2 separate regions of the Mus musculus genome follow, and region 2 is linked to region 1. Evidence: chromatin loops called from intact Hi-C (ENCODE). Cell type or tissue: heart. All regions are shown on one strand. Links, peaks and the distances in the headings refer to the core of each region. The heading gives the core; the rest is flanking DNA. Region 1 overlaps Itpkb (inositol 1,4,5-trisphosphate 3-kinase B). Region 2 overlaps Itpkb (inositol 1,4,5-trisphosphate 3-kinase B).

Region 1 (2,904 bases), core at 256-2,755:
ACATTAAACTGGTCCCTAGCATTTTTGTTGTTGTTGTTGTTTATAGTGTGGTTTGCTTTAGCAAACATTTCTCTGAGACAGCAGGAGGGAACTTTTGGCCAGATCATAGCTGTAGACTCTTGGAATTAATGATACCCCTTCCCAGCAAATGGCCAATGTACAGACCACGAGGTCACCTCAAGCCCTCTAGCAACTACAGCTGGAGAGGCTCAGAGCTGGATGCCTGGTTGCTACTGCCCTCCCCCCACGCCTGGCTGCCCATCTTCCCAATCATGTGCTGTCACAAGGTCTGGGCTCCGAGGATGGGGGGGGGCGTGGGGCGTGACCTTTAGCAAGTCAGCCCGCACAGGAGCTCACCGCCCATCTGAATAGGAGCCAGGAAGTTTAAACGAGTTCCTTTTTAAACATCTGTACTTATACATCGTCGTGGGTCCCTCCTCCCGCCCCCACCAACTGTCACTCACCCACCCAGCATGAAGGGGAAGCACATATGCCACGTGGGCCAATAGCTCTAGAAACCCCAGGGAGCTGGGGCAGACAGTCAAGACGGCCAACCCTGCCCAAAGCTATGTCGCCAGGTGTGTACACGTTGGTCTACCCCATTCCCCTTGGTCCCTAATCAGTGCCTGCTGGCGTGGATCCCAGAGGAGCCTCTGTACATGCCATCCAGAGTCTCTCAGTAAAAGAGGAGGTGATAAGCCCAGAGGTGAAGAGGATAGCTCCAAACAGCAACAGAGCTAGGAGTTTTGTCTTTTAAAAAGTCATACAAGTTGTACACTCTTTTCAATCAGAGAGGCTACTTGCTTCAGAGCTGAAGTGGCGAATAACAATGATCTATCTTCCCATAGCCCTTCAAGAAGCTCAGAACTCGAGCAAGAGGAAGGCTTGGGCAGCCCTCTGAACAACTCTGGCAACTACCGAATTACATGGAGAAACACCGGTCTAAGTCCTTCAAGCTGGGAGAGTGAGTGATTTCAAGGGAAACTCAGGGATCATTCCAGGAAGCCAGAATCCTGGTTCCCTAAGGCCTAGTGATTGCTCTCCCGGGTGTGGCTGGCTCTCAGAACTGCTGCCTAGTGATTGCTCCCTGGAGGTTGGTGTGAGCCTTGAGTATTGTGCCCAGCTCTGGACCTTCCCACAGCAAGCAGATTAAGGGCAGTAATCAGTAGCTCTAGGAGGTGACGTCATCCCCTGAAACTCCGCTTGCAGAATGTCCTCTCTGAATTCACGGGCAATGCTCCCAGATGGAAGGGTGACGTTCTTTAAAAATGGAGCTGCTCTCCATACTCCTCCTAGGCTGGCAAGGTGGGGCCCTGATTTAGCATCTCTAGAGAAGCCACTCAGTGTCCCTGGGAGCTGGGACTTCCCACTGGAGGAGACTTTGCTCATAATCCAGATGCAGAACCCCAGAGATTGTATTTCCAACTCCCAGAAATCAGGTCCCTGTCCTGGCTTCAGGGCCCGTGGTGAGAGGCACAAATGGGACTGTGCTTACTGATGGCATTAGCCACTAGGGGGCAGCAAGGTCCCTACTGGTAGCCAGTGTGGGCCAGAATTTTCTGGGAGGGGGGCAGTGTCTCCCAGAGGGAGGCTTAATCTCTCAAGACTTTAGGCAACCAGGGATCACACGGCCTTCTGGACCCGTGCCGACTCTGAGTGTAACAGGATGTGGGGCCTAGCTTTGTGTAATTCTCTTCGAGAAGGTGGTTCTATTTAGAGAGCATGAGAAACGCCACCTCCAAGCCCCTATGTAGGAGGCCGGGGAAGTAAAGATCTAGAAAAAAAAAATCTCTTTTTTTTCTCCAAAGTGTCCTGTAGTGCAGATGGGAGGCTCTGTTCTAGGTAGGCGCTCAGACAGGAAAAGGAAGAATTAGGGGAGGAGAGAGGCGACAGGCAGAGGTGGCGGGCAAAGTGGCACGGCTATGCACGGTGGCGGTGGCCTCAGGTGAGTGGGCTGCCCTGGGACATTTCCGTCAGGATGTCGATGAGGTTGTCCAGCCCTGAGAGGTAGCCATCCTCCCGGTTCCCCTCCTGCCAGGGGACGTCGTGTTGTAGGGTCTGGCCTTCCGGAAGGGGCGTGGTTTTCCCAAAGTCAATCATCCACACCTTGGCTTGCTCCTTCTTGTCATGGATGAAGAGGAGAGAGCTGCCAATGACCTGGAAGGAAGCAGGGCTGTGAGAGAGGGACCAGGGAAACGGCGCCAGGACAGGGAGGGGCAGGGTTGTGTGTGTGTGTGTGTGGGGGGGGGATAGACCTGACAGGGCCAGAAGGGAGGGGAGCAGTGCCTGGAGGACATCGGGGTTAGGGGGAGACGTGGCTGGGGTGCCCAGGTATTTAAGAGGCAAAGGAAGGCTTGAGGCTGTAATGATCCTGAGAGGCGCTTAGATCAGCGATTTCACTTCCTATTGGGACTAGGGGTGATGGGGAGGGGTGTCAGTCAAGCAGGCAGTGTGTGTCTGTGGGGCTGAGGGCGCAGTACCCTACCTCGTGGCACTTGAAGAAGGGAGAGATTTCCAGGGTCGCTCGAATGGCCTTCAGCCGGTCCCGGTAGGCGATCTGAAGGCAGAGATGGTCAGAGATTCACACACTCTGTGTGTGTGGAGGGGAGGGGCGGTGCGTCAGGTCTATTTAGTTCGTTGGACTCTTGGAATTACAGCTAGCAGTGACCTTGAACCAATTTTACTCCGACTTCTTCATCTACCCCAGCTGAGCTCAGTTATACCTTTTCCAGAGGACTGTGGCCGCTCATCCTCTCGCAGTGCTGGCCCGTGCCAGCATGCCAGCCAGCCAGCTGAGGCAGAGGCCAGAACTGGTTGCTATGGTAACTTCCTGACCACTGAGTGCTGTGCTCCTGACTAAAGACAGGGTAGTGGAAAAGCTACAGTGCCTCTACAAGAGTCCCC
Region 2 (2,904 bases), core at 299-2,798, 86 kb after region 1:
AACCTTCAGCATCCTCATCTAAAGTTTCCAGAGGCTGGAGCGATGCCTCAGCAGCTAGGAGCACTTGGGGTTTCTGCAGACCTGGAGTTCTTTTCTCAATCCCCAAATCAGGCAACTCACAGTCGCTCCAGGGATCCCACACATGCCCTGACCTCTAGAAGCATTTCCACACACTTGTGTTTACACACACACACACATATATAAATAAGCCTTTTAAAGTGTCCACTTAAAAGTGCTCACTATTAGATAATCAAACATAAAATCACCACACACACACACACAATCATCTCAAACAGGTTAAATTGTGCTATGTTTACAAATTCATTCTTCACTGAAAAGAAGCAAAACTGCTCAATAACACCCCCTCCCACAGACACACAATAAAGTCCAAAGAAACAAAATTCCAGTGTCCCTTAAAAGTAGTAAAGACTAGGAGGCAGAGGCTCTCTGATAGTCTACTTCCTTATATACTCTACAGGTATTAGAGCACTGTTTTGAAGTTTTTAATATACTTTTTTTTACATTTTATTTTATGAATTTTTGCATGCATACATGCATGCATGTGTTTGTGCATGTGTATGTATATGTGGGGGAGGGTAGGTAGATAGGTGCGCATGCCATAGATGACTTGCTAGAACCAGTTCCCTCCTTCTACCATTTAGGTTCTGGGTATCAAACTCTGGTCTTCAGCCTGGTAGCAAGCATCTTTACCTGCTGATCCATCTTTCTGGACCCTTGTTCCATTTTTTGTACATACACATTATTGATAGTAGATTTTTGGAACAAACCAATCCAATCTATTTTATAAGTTAAGAGGCTTCTGCGTTGTAATGTCATACTCTCTACCTGGAATCTTAATGCCCCAGGCTCTTGAATAGAATGATCTAGGAGGATAAGAAATAAATGCTTTCTGCAATGGGGAAAGTAGAAAGGGGGCACCATCCTTGCTCAGTGCCATTTGGTTCTGTTCAGAGCTCAGGGAACAGGAAGTGTGAGTGGACCAGAATTTAAGCTGCTGCAGAAGGATGCACGATTGTTCCTTCCAAGCAAATCCCAAGTGTCTGATCCTGAAGACGTAGATATGCTGTCACATTCTGCCTGTACACCCAATCAGGCATGAGGCAGTATGGGGCAGTGTGGGGCAGTGTGCCGTAGTGGGCACTTGGGAAGGCGGGGCAGCAGTAAAAATCCTCAGGGTCTAGTTTGGCTCAGAGGCCCGGGTTGGTTGTGTGAACATGCCATTTCCAACCTACGTGTTTGAGTGAATGGGTGTGAGGGGGCAGGCAGGAGTTGAGTGTGAGCATGTGTAGGCACGTGTTAGTGTGTACGAGCAATGCGAAGGCGAGGGCGAGCATGAGTGTGAGGCGAAGTGGGCAAGTGGGAACGTGCTCAGAGGTCGTGCAGTGGTGCCGTACACACAGAAGCGAGTCCGAGGAGAATGCAGAAGGGTTTAGAGAAGCACAGGCAGGGACACTTTAGACTTCATCTACTAAACATCAAACGGGCAGCCCACAGGCCTCCCAGGTCCATCAAGATGTCTGGCCTTCTGCAGACAAAATAGCAGTCTCGGGGGATGAGTTATTTTTTTTGACCCAATGAGCAGACAGTTTGCCAGATAAGCTCCACCATCATGATTAGCCTAAAAAGAGACCTCTGCTCATAGTGCAAGCTCTCAACCAAAGCGCAAAAGTCCCTAGGATTCCATAATTTCCAGTTGATTACCCACACTCATCTGACTCTAATGCGCACGCGCACACGTGCACACATATTCTCTGTCTCTCTGTCTCTCTGCCTCTCTCTGTGTCTTTCTCTCTCTCTCTCTCTCTCTCTCTCTCTCTCTCTGTGTGTGTGTGTGTGTGTGTGTGTGTGTGTGTGTGTGTTTCACATGCTTCAGAGAGCAAAGCAGGCTAGTGGTGTCTTTCTCCCTAACTCCACTTTGTGGGTGTCTAAAAGAACCTGTTCAAAGGCGGGAGGTGGAGCGAACAGCGTCTCACCTCTGAGCCTCTCTTACCAGTTCCTCCCTGGTTACTTATCTGCTTTTAATCTTACAAATGAAGAACAACGACAACAACAACAAAACCAGTTTACCTGTTACTTGTTATTATTTAACTCCCCTTTAACTCACTCCCAAACAAGACTTTGTTTTCAAACGTGCATGTATGGGCTGTTTTGGCAAGCAGTCAGCAGGAGCTGTTCAGCCACCACAGAAAGGGCAAGTGGAAACTGCATAACAACTCAGAGCTATTTGGGTGTGCCAGCCCAGCTTTGGGGTTTCAAAAACAAATGGAGAGAAGACCCTCTCTTACTTACGAGTAACTGCTGGGCAGAGGGCAGAGAAATTGAGCCTCACCTTTAAAAAGATGCATTTCCCAGCTGCCCTGTGACCACTGTCCCCTGAGGCAGACTGCCCGCCTGCCCGTCTGCCCTTTTTCTAAAGGTGATAATACTGGCAGCAGGTGCAAGGTGCCTGGAGCCCTGTCCTGGCCCCCAAATGACTGATTAGGACTCCTGTTTGCAAACACATTTGTCTTTCTAGACTACCAGCAGAAAACAGAGAAAGAGATTGCTGCTCTTCAAAACTAGACCATGTTTTCTGAAATGGAAGCTGGAAAGGACTGTGTTTTAGAGTCCAAAATTTCTTAGTGTTGAGTGGAACTGTAATACAGCCAGGAAGGATGGAGAAAGTTATTGGGGTACAAATGGGTGGAATCTCACATTCAAGATGAAACCAGAAGGCTACCCACTAAAATACCATGTTGCTTTCCCCACAAGGAAGCCCTACAACCTCTTGCATGCCAGGTAAGGAAACTCCCCATCCTCCATGGAGAGGCAAGAGAAAGGCCATCCCATTTTAGAAGAGCTAGCTTCAACAATTACCTTCTGAAAGAGACTGACCTCAGCTCA

The links. A loop is a pair of places that touch in the nucleus more often than their neighbours do. Peaks named below come from ENCODE experiments on the same cell type or tissue, not always from the same donor. Only the 100,000 strongest peaks of a DNase experiment are listed, where the experiment ranks them.
Region 2: it touches region 1 in a loop (5-fold over the local background); 6 of 42 quality-filtered maps call a loop at or near these places.

What each region holds. Positions count from the first base shown.
Region 1 is chr1:180,420,928-180,423,831 of GRCm38, reverse strand. It overlaps Itpkb (inositol 1,4,5-trisphosphate 3-kinase B), which reads right to left. Exons shown (of 8, transcript NM_001081175.1): 7 at 2,486-2,557; 8 at 173-2,157. The coding sequence ends at 1,942. Among named protein-coding and RNA genes, the nearest start is that of Gm39712, 14 kb to the right of the region's middle. In heart, for the core only: a CTCF peak has its summit at 1,503 (motif pointing right); DNase peaks (open chromatin) are centred at 291, 1,211, 1,491, 2,111 and 1 weaker place; H3K27ac peaks cover 1,531 bases.
Region 2 is chr1:180,334,999-180,337,902 of GRCm38, reverse strand. The region is part of intron 2 of Itpkb (inositol 1,4,5-trisphosphate 3-kinase B); the gene reads right to left. Among named protein-coding and RNA genes, the nearest start is that of Itpkb, 6.0 kb to the right of the region's middle. In heart, for the core only: no CTCF peak of the experiment used is centred there; no DNase peak of the experiment used is centred there; H3K27me3 peaks cover 643 bases.